3 separate regions of the Homo sapiens genome follow, and regions 2 and 3 are each linked to region 1. The links are chromatin contacts, found by Hi-C in ENCODE. All regions are on one chromosome and are shown on one strand. Each heading gives the region's core, a stretch centred on a gene start or an enhancer-like site at or near the end of the contact. The rest is flanking DNA. Distances are from core to core; before and after follow the strand shown. Region 1 holds the start of SUCLA2-AS1 (SUCLA2 antisense RNA 1). Region 2 holds the start of VPS36 (vacuolar protein sorting 36 homolog). Region 3 holds the start of ALG11 (ALG11 alpha-1,2-mannosyltransferase).

The links. Hi-C counts contacts between places; a loop is a spot of excess contacts on that map. Pooled maps may share reads with other maps.
Region 2: a loop to region 1 is called in a pooled map, with 11 times the contacts of the local background. The contact joins the promoter of VPS36 here to the promoter of SUCLA2-AS1 in region 1. A Hi-C loop is called at or near these places in 5 of 50 pooled maps.
Region 3: a loop to region 1 is called in a pooled map, with 17 times the contacts of the local background. The contact joins the promoter of ALG11 here to the promoter of SUCLA2-AS1 in region 1. A Hi-C loop is called at or near these places in 6 of 50 pooled maps.

What each region holds. Positions count from the first base shown.
Region 1 is chr13:47,999,977-48,003,181 of GRCh38, forward strand. SUCLA2-AS1 (SUCLA2 antisense RNA 1) reads left to right here and starts at 1,429. Exons shown (of 2, transcript NR_189308.1): 1 at 1,429-1,846; 2 at 2,459-2,715. It overlaps SUCLA2 (succinate-CoA ligase ADP-forming subunit beta), which reads right to left and starts at 1,297. Exons shown (of 11, transcript NM_003850.3): 1 at 1,204-1,297. The coding sequence starts at 1,293. RefSeq lists enhancers at 932-981, 1,002-1,051, 1,072-1,261, 1,638-2,837 and a silencer at 1,382-1,491.
Region 2 is chr13:52,449,208-52,452,412 of GRCh38, forward strand. VPS36 (vacuolar protein sorting 36 homolog) reads right to left here and starts at 1,427. Exons shown (of 14, transcript NM_016075.4): 1 at 1,292-1,427. The coding sequence starts at 1,387. RefSeq lists an enhancer at 1,013-1,593 and silencers at 1,114-1,573, 1,614-1,673.
Region 3 is chr13:52,011,148-52,014,352 of GRCh38, forward strand. It overlaps ALG11 (ALG11 alpha-1,2-mannosyltransferase), which reads left to right and starts at 1,251. Exons shown (of 4, transcript NM_001004127.3): 1 at 1,251-1,315. The coding sequence starts at 1,272. It overlaps ATP7B (ATPase copper transporting beta), which reads right to left and starts at 303. Exons shown (of 21, transcript NM_000053.4): 1 at 140-303. The coding sequence starts at 190. RefSeq lists silencers at 510-849, 900-1,009, 1,020-1,119 and enhancers at 1,240-1,369, 1,420-1,509.

The DNA of each region.
Region 1 (3,205 bases), core at 179-2,678:
ACGTATTTGTCACTAAATTCCCCATTTTCTAAAAACTAAATAGCACTCTTCTAAGATTCATAAGAAGGAAGTTCAAGGTCAAAAAGTCACTTCTATCGGGAAGCAAACTCACAGAACTCACTACCCCTAGGCTGAAAGTATGAACAACTTCAATAAAAATGAAAAAAAAAAAAAAAGGTAGGGGCGGGAGGGCCCTAAATCAATTCATACTATGACATGTATGAAGAGTTACTTCAGAAAAAAACCCAAAACTCTGGAATTGACTTAGGACACCAATAATGCCCTTCCACAGTTTTTTGTTGTCAAAGTTGGAAGGAAGATGTTTGTTTTCGAAGTTGTGGAGCCAACTCAAGTACACGGCTTTAGAACCAGACACCTCTGGGATTAAATCTCAGCTTTGATCTTACCTCCTATATGACCTAGTCCAAATTACTTGTTCTCTTAACCATAATATGTTCAACAATGATGCAGGTGTTGAATGACTTCCTCACAGTTGCTGAAAAACCTGAGAAACTACACGTAAAGCGCTTAGCACATTACCTGGCACACATCAAATATTCAAAACAAGGCCAGTAACTATTATGCTATAGCCTATCCAGAAATAAGGCTATACAAAAGATTATTTTCTTACCTCTCCAACTGGTTAGGTAGAAAACATAATCTTATTACTGCTATTAACAAGTAGAACAGTATACAACTACTTGGAGGAGAGGGGAAACTTCCCTACCTTGCCCCACAAAAGGCAAGTCAGTAAGCACCGCTGGTCCTCTGACATTCCCACCTATGACAGCTCCCAAGAAACACAAAAGTACTTTTGAAGGGCATTCCCCCCTGCCCAAAAAGGGGCGGCGCAAGTCTCAGCCCACCGTGCCAGACGCCGGAATGGCAGCAGAAAATGTCCTGACCCCCTCACCTCCACTCAGAGCCCACCTGCTCCCGCCCATCTCTTAGAAACTGCAGGAGCAGCCACGGCCGGGCCGCCGGGGATCCTCGCGGACTAAGGGCTGGGTCAGAGCCGCGCAAACATGGGCTCGCTCGTAGTCCTGGCGAGCAGCACTCCCAGGCAAGTCGCCCGAGGGCCTTGCAGGGCACCCAGAAAATGTCACTGCCGGCGAAGTGACCCCGAGCCGGGCCACGGGACCCCTCACACCTCACCCTTTCTCCTGCCGACCCTCGAGACGACAGCGGACTGGAAGGCATTACCTGAGCAGCAGCCCGCTGGGCCGTCCGAGGCCGGTGGTTCCGAAGGGTGGCCACGGCCACTAGCCTGCCGTAGAACATGGAGGCCGCCATTTCTGAGTCGGACCCCGTCCCCTCGGCGCCGCGCGCAGGCGCACAGGCGACAGGCGGCCCAAGGCGCAGCCTCTCTGCAGCGCTCACCTACGCCCCGCCTCGCGCCACCCGTTGGGGGCGGGGCCTCGGGTTAACACTGCAGCCGCTAGACCAGCTCCCTGGCGGGCGCGGAGCAAGCTTTGACCTTTGGAACTGGGCACCGCAGCCCCAATATCTGCCCTGCGGTCAGAGCAACCTGAACACTTCCTAGTGAATTGCAATGTAAAGGTGACCAGCGCCGCCACTTGGGTGATCTTAACTTCTCTCAGCCTCAGTTGCCTCATCTGTAAAATGTGTTTCATTCAAGAAATGATTACCCAGTGTCTACTTCGTGCTAAACAGCCTTGAGCCCTTGGCCTACAGCAATGAATAAAACCATTTGTGATGCTCAAAGAGAAGATGGTCGGTGTAACGCGCTTGTGATGCTCAAAGAGAAGATGGTCGGTGTCATGCGCTTCTGATGCTCAAAGAGATCGGTGTCACGCGCATCCGTGTGAAGACACCGCCAAACAGGGTGTGAGCAATAAGGCTGTTTATTTTAACTGGGTGCAGGCGGGCTGAGTCCGAAAAGAGAGTCAGCAAAGGGAGATAGGGGTGGGGCTGTTTTATAGGATTTGGATGGGTAGCGGAAAATTACAAAGGGGGTTTTTCTCTTACGGGCAGGGGCGGGGGTCACAAGGTGCTCAGTGGGGGAGGTTCTGAGCCAGGAGAAGGAATTTCACAAGGTTAATCACTCAGTTAAGGTGGGGCAGGAACAAATCACAATGGTGGAATGTCATCAGTTAAGGCAGGAACCGGCCAATTTCCCTTCTTTTGTGATTCTTCACTTGCTTCAGGCCATCTGGATGTACACGTGCAGGCTTGGGCTCAGAGGCCTGACAGTCGGCCACTAGTTACCAAAGCTGGTGGCAGGCTGGAGTCTCCAGGGAAGCTATTGATTGATTGATTGACTGATTGACAGGGTCTTGGTCTGTCACCCAGGCTGGAGTGCAGTGACGCGATCACAGCTCACTGCAGCCTCAACCTCCCATGCTCAAGGGATCCTCCCACCTCAGCCTCTGGAGTAGTTTGGGACCACAGATGTGTGTCACCAGGCTTGGTTGATTTTTTTATTTTATTTTTTTAGGGACAGAATCTCTCTATGTTGCCCAGGCTGGTCTCCAACTCGTGGGTTCAAGCGATCCTCCTGCCTCAGTCTCCCAAAGTGCTGGGATGACAGGTGTGGGCAACCACACCCAGCCAAGGATCTGGTTTTTGAAAAGATAAATAAATTTAACAAACCTCCAGCAAGACTGCAAAGAAAAAAGAAAAAGAGAAGACACAAATTACCAATGTGAGGAACATACCAGGGAATATAATTACAGAACCTTCAGACACCAAAAAGGAATGCCATAAATAACACCACATAACATAAATTTGACAACTTTGACAAGATGAGCGAATTCTTCAGAAGGCACAAATTACTACAAATAACCTAATATGAAAAGGTAATTTAAATAGTCCTCTAACTAGAGAAAATTGTAATTGTAATTTTTAAACTAAAAAAAAAAAAAACCTGAGATCTCCAGGCCCAAAAGCTTTCACTGATGAATTCTATAAAATGTTTACACAAGAATTAACACCAATTCCATACAGCCTCTTCCAGAAGATAGAAGAGGAAGGAACAGTTGCCAATGTACTGTATGAAGTTAGAATCACCCCACTACCAAAGCCAGCAAAAGACCGTACAAAAAGAAAAAAATACCAACACTTCTCATGAATATTGATGGAAAAATCCATAGCAAAATATTAGCAAATATAATTCAGAAATATATAAAAAGAATTGTACAATATGACCAAGTGGGATATATTCCAGAGATGTAAGTTTGTTTTA
Region 2 (3,205 bases), core at 177-2,676, 4.4 Mb after region 1:
GTTGCAGGCGCCTGTAATCCCAGTTACTCAGGAGGCTGAGGCAGGATCTTGAATCTGGGAGGCGGAGGTTGCAGTGAGCCCAGATCGCGCCACTGCACTCCAGCCTGGCGATAGAGCGAGACTCTGTCTCAAAATAAATAAATTAATTAATTAAATTAAGAAGTGCTAAGGCAGTAAGTGAAGTTAGGTCCAAGCAAATTATTTAAGGAAAAGACCTTTACTCACTAATACAGGCAACACAGCCCATAGAAAATGCCCTAAGAGAGTCAGAGGACCTGGGTCCAATGTCACCTGTGCCTCTAAATAGCTGTAAGCACTTACCAGGAAAAGCTGAGTTGAGGAACTTATATCAAAGTACAGCGGAAAGTGTCGTTAATAAAACGGCAAGGGAAGAGAGGTAGCAAATTAAAACTTCTGGAAACCAAAAATGCTTGTGGGTAAATGAGTTTTAAAATTTTTCTAATTCCAGTTTATCCATTTCAATCCAGGACAAGATATTTCATAGTTTCAGTAAAGTATCTACAAAATATTTACTTACACTTCCTATTTCTCCTCTCGATTTGCAAACGCACCTTCTAAGATTTATGCTTGCACTACAAGGCACGGTCTACTATTAATATAACACTTTACAAAACACGCTCAGAACGCCTTTCTAAAGCAATTAGAAAACAAAACAAAAACCCAATAGCCTTTGGCAAGGGCATTCCAATGAAGCACTGATACCTCTTTAGGAAATCCTTTCGAAGCAATCCCTCACCCCTCTGCCCAGATATGCTAATCCCTCCGACTGCATAAGGTCCAAGCTAAAGCTTCCGCTGGGGCACGGACTGTACGGCCACCGCGCCCTCCTCACAGAAAGGCGAAACGGGGCTGTCCGGTGCCGACGCCGAGGTTGGTGTCGTCAGGGGGTCTGGAACCACGCCAAGGAAGTCGACTGCCGGATCGCCGCCCGGCGCCCGCAGACGGCGAGCGCTCCTTCTCCCGGGCACTGCAGCTGTGCGCTCCCGGAAGCATTCCGGGCGGAGGGAAGCGGCCGCGATCCGCGCCTGCTGGGAACCGTGCCAAAGTTGGGACCCGCGCTGGGGAGGCAGCCGAGCGCCCCACGCCACGTGCTACCGACCGGCGGGGAGCGCAAGAGCGCTGCACCCCGCACAGAGGCCTGCCGGGCCGCCGAGGGCCGTGAGCTAAGCCGGGGACCGGGCCGCGCCGACCCGGGCCGCGCTGAGCCGGGCCGCGCGCCCACCGGGGGTCCCTTCCGCCAGCCCGTTGGGAAGGTTGGCAGACGCCCTACCTTCTCCTCGCCATCGTAGATTCGCACCCCGCGCTGCTGGATCACCAGGGTCTCGTTGATCTCCAGGAGGCCGCTGGTCCAAACGAAGCGGTCCATGGCCGCTGCCACCCAGCCCCGGCCCTCCGAGGCCGCGAGCAGCGCGCCAGGCAGCCTGCGGCGCCCCCTAGCGTCGGACGGGACGGAAGCGAGTCGGGGCGGGTGAGGGACGGAGGGAGCGGCCTGGCAGCGAGCGGGCGCGGCTGCGAGGTGCGCCCGGGGACGTGGAGACGTGCGTGGAGCGCCCCCTGGCGGTCCATTAGCCGCCGGCCTTTCAGAACCCTTGATCAGCAGGCGGTCCACCCCATTCTAAATTCAGAGCTTACAGGGACGCGAGGGAGCCCCGACCACAGCTTGGACTTGCTTATTGTGCATTATGCCTGCATGTTTGTGGCAGTTTTCTTGTCAGTGCCCAGAATGTTGCTACATTCGCTAATGATTGTAAATAATCATAACCCCTCTCTTTCAAATGAATATTTATGGCACGCATTGTTTCTGTACAGCTGCAGTCAGTACTACCTGTGCTGCTCTTTTTTTCCCTTTAAGATTATATTGTAACACAAAGGATAAATGCTTGAGGTAACGGATACCTCATTTACCCTGATGTGATTATTATACAGTGTATGCCTGTATCAAAATATCCCATATACCCCAGAAATATATACACCTATGTACCCACACAAATTAATTTTTTTTTAACTGGGGGAAACAGATTTTATTTAACCGGGCTTGATGCGCGCGCCTGTATTCCCAGCTGCTTCCGAAGCTGAGGCGGGAGGATTGCTTGAACCCAGGAGTTTGACACCAGTGGGCGACATAGAAAGACCCTTTCCCCCTCCACCCCAACTCCCCCACGCCACTCCACTCCCCCACCCCCAGGCTCAGAAAAAAAAGATTATTTTTATTTAGGCATTTTCAATATTAATACAGACCTCATGCGTGAATTTACATTTCAATATGTAGTTCCTCTATAATTTAGCTGTTTGTTGGTCTGCGCAAAGCCATCCATGGCCGCTGCTCTCACCCACCAGGCGGCCTCGTGCCCCTAGCCATTTCATTTTTGTATTTTGCTTTATAAATGGAACACCTGGCCGGGCGCGGTGGCTCACGTTTGTAATCCCAGCACTTTGGGAGGACAAGGCGGGCGGATCACAAGTCAGGAGTTCGAGACCAGCCTGGCTAACATAGAGAAACCCTGTCTCTACTAAAAATACAAAAAATTAGCCCGGCGTGGTGGCGGGTGCCTGTAATCCCAGCTACTCGGGAAGCTGAGGCAAGAGAATCGCTTGAACCCTGGAGGTAGAGGTTGCAGTGAGCCGAGATCGCACCATTGCACTCCAGTCTGAGCGACAGAACGAGACTCTGCTTCAAAAATAATAATAATAAATAATAAATAAATAAATAAATGGAGCAGCTTATAGATGTCCTTCTACAATTGATACATATTTTTCTCTTTAGGATTATTTTCTTACAGTGTCTTCCTAAAATAGAATGACTGCTTTAAAGGTTGTGAACACATTTTAGAGAGCCTACCACTTATTGGGGTCTTAACTAAGGCTGCGTGCCCACGTGGGCAGAGGGGCACAGGGGCAGAGGGACAGAGGGCAGGCTTGCTCTCTGCCCCCAGGGCTCCACATTTCCCCCAGTCGTGGAGTCAGTGGTCTGTGGCTAGGCATTAAAAGAAAGGAAAGGCTCTTTCCAATGAGTATAAGCCATCTCTCCCCCGAAATGAATTGCTACTTTTACCGTGTTCCAAAATCCTGTGTGTATTTTGGTCTATTTCTAAACAGTGTCTTCTGTATTTCATATCTTTCAATTTCCATCATGACCATATACCCAATAACCAAAAGTTCTTTGAAAACATTTGATTTGCTGTAA
Region 3 (3,205 bases), core at 1-2,500, 4.0 Mb after region 1:
GCCAAGACATCCCTGGAGCTGGGGTCTGGCTCGGCCTTCCCTGCGCACCCCCTGGGGGCGAGTAAGCGCCGAACGCGGGGAGGAAAATCCTCCTGGTGGGAGTGAGCACGCTGCGCGGACGCGGGGGAACAAAACTCACTTTCCGACTGGCCCCTTCTCTGGCTGTGATCTGTCTCTCCTGCTCAGGCATCGTCCCGCACGGACACCGAATTCTTCTCTGATCTGGCTCAGAGCAAAAGGTCACCTGGTCGGTGGAGGAGAGCGGGGTGTTAAAGTCCCGGGAGAGGAGGCGCAGAGTGTGAGGGCATCGGCGCGGCTCGGCTCTAAAGCAAACAGGGGTCCGGGAACCGCCCCTTCATTTGGGACCGGGGAAGCCGCAGCCCTCTTCACACGGATGATTCAAAGTTGCGCGCCGCCGTCCTCCCGACCTGGGGGCACGGGGATGAGAGCGTGAGGGGAGAGTGGGCCTCGGACCCTCGCCCACTCCCCAGGTGGCTGGGAGTGCCCACCCTGGAACTGCCGGCCCCGCCGGTGCCACAGTGTTCTCTGCCGTGCCAGTGCCACAATGTCCTCTGCCGTGCCGGCGCCGCAGGGCGGAGGCCTGTCCTCCTCCGCGGTCTCGGCCACCTCGCGCTGGTGCGCTCCGACACTGTACTGGGATCTCACGCGTGTGCGGGAGCGGGAGGGCAGGTGAGCTGCGCAGAGCCGGGCCGCAGACTCAGCTCCCAGGGCTCACCCACCGCCTGCGGGGAAGGTGCCCGGCGGCGCCGCGTCGGGTCCGCTCTGCGCTGCCCCCTCCTCGGACTCTGCGCCTGGCTGCCGGACGCCGTGGGTCCCAAAGGAAGCAACCGCGGCAAGAGTGAACTCCGCACCTGGAAAATCGATCCGCTGTGCGCAAAGGCCAGCCAATGGCCTCCAACGGGCGGCGGGCTTTGGGCCGGGAACGGGGGCGCAGGCGCCCAGGCGGGGGCTTCTAGTGGGGGAGGTGGCCGAGGGAGGGAGCGACGGCTGTCAATCACAGGCCACGCCCTCCTCAGCCCAACCCCCCACTGCTGTCCCGCCCACGGGGGCGGGAGCCGTGTGCGCCACGCCGAACACTAGTCTACGCCTCGGCATATTCTATTGGCTGGAAGGCCGTGGGAAGCGGCTACCAGTAACCAATAGTAACGCACAATTGGCCCGTGGGGGCGGGGCGAGCACGGCTTGCTTTCTCAGGAGCCAATAGGGAAAAGGAAAGTGAAGCGTTTCCTGAGTTCGGGGGTCGGCGGAAGATGGCGGCCGGCGAAAGGAGCTGGTGCCTGTGCAAGTTGTTGAGGTGAGCAGCCGGTCGTGTGGGCTCACAGACGTTTTCTCTTCTGTAGGGGTACTTGCCCGTCCAGTGTAGCTAAATTTTGCGGGCAAATGGCCTTCCTTGTCATGAATCTAAGGTAATTTCTCAGGCCAATGAGCAGTCTTTCTTTTTCTTGGGGGTCTTCTATATAGACTGGAATAGACTAGGTCTTAAAGACTCAATTTACCGCGTTTTCTTCTGCTTCACTGTTGGCCGAGGGGTCGAGTTCCCTTCCCTGCTTCAGCTTTTTTTTTCCCTTTCACACTCCAGTTAGTCTGTCATAAATTATTCATATTCATTCCTTATTTTTCTTTACGATTGAGCCACGAGACATTTTCCAATCTATCATGTCTCTTTTCGGTAAAGAAGAAACCGGATCTTCCTTCTCATCTTAGTTTCTACTCTTAAACTCACCAAAACTGCCATTGTTAACACGTCACTTAAATATAAAGCTTATGTTGAATCCTCTGCTTTTTGATAATCTGTTACTTTAATTTTTATGATGTAAGAAGTTACATAAAATATTATTTTATTTGTATTACGTGTATATGCTGTTTCTTCTAGAAAAATTAGAAAATAGATAAGTAAAAGGAAAAAACCCCAGGAATGCTACCATCCGGAGATAGCCACTGTTAACATTTTGGTGAAAAAACTCCCAGGCTTTTTTCCACCTTTGTTGTTGTAGTACTACTGTATTTTAAATGCCTTGCCCTCCACTAATAAAACAGAAGGCCTAGTATATTCTACCTACCTAGTTTTTTTACCACCTACATATTTTTGTTCAGGCTGAAAATTTATAATTAACACCATAGCTTCCTGAATAGCAGTATATACCTAATTCTTTCAAAAGTTCAGGCATTTCTTCTTCGTTTTTGTCCACTCTACTTCAAATTCTGTAATCATTACTTTAAACATTTTGAATGAGAAAGTCTGTTATCAGAGCCTTTTGGTTCTTCCCTGTCATACGTAATATTCCTCAGTGCTTTACATTATAATGTTTAAATAAACTCACTAACCAGACTTAAAGGACAGGTTTAACTTTAGTTATTATGCAGCTTTTAAGTTAAATGTTTAATAGTTCAGTTTGAAAAGCTTGTCACATGAATTTTCCCACCTAAATTATTTGAAGGAATTGCCAGAAAAACCTTTACATTATATGGGTCAGCTGCATTTTAAATAAGCTTTTGAAAGAGTGTCCTGAGAAAGCAAACTGTCCTCTGTAGTGTTGCTTTTATGAATTCATATATTCCAAATGTTAAATAAATGATAAATCTTACCACTTTTGTCAGACTCTGTTCATCCTTTAAGGCAGTGGTTCTCAAATTGTGCTCCATGGACCATGCAGGTCCCAAGGCCCTTCAATGGATCCTCAACAAATCTGTTTTTATAATAACATTAATGTAATATTTGCCTATTTTACTATGTTGATAAGTGCAAAAGTGATAGCGGATAAAACTAAGTGATAGTGGATTTTAATTAACAGTGTGAAAAGGTCATTGATAGGGTTTCAGAGTCTGTATTGCAACTGACATTAAGAAACTGCATAACTTGTCAAATGTGGTCTAGCATCAGAGAAGAATATCTGTAACTAGCTGAAAAGTTAAATATATTTTAAACATAAGATCAATATATATTAAAATATACTCCCTTTTCCTACTACATGTCTAAGTTAGCCTGAATTTTCTTCATATACTTCAACAAAAACAACATATCACTAGATTGAATGCAGAAACAGAAAGGAGGAGCCACTATCTGGTTTCACGTTAAGCCAGACATTAAAAAGATTTGCAAAAAGTGTAAATCATTGGCACCCTTCTTGCTAAATTTCTTTTTTTGGTTTGGAAAAGATAGTTTTTTAATAAAAATATGTTAATG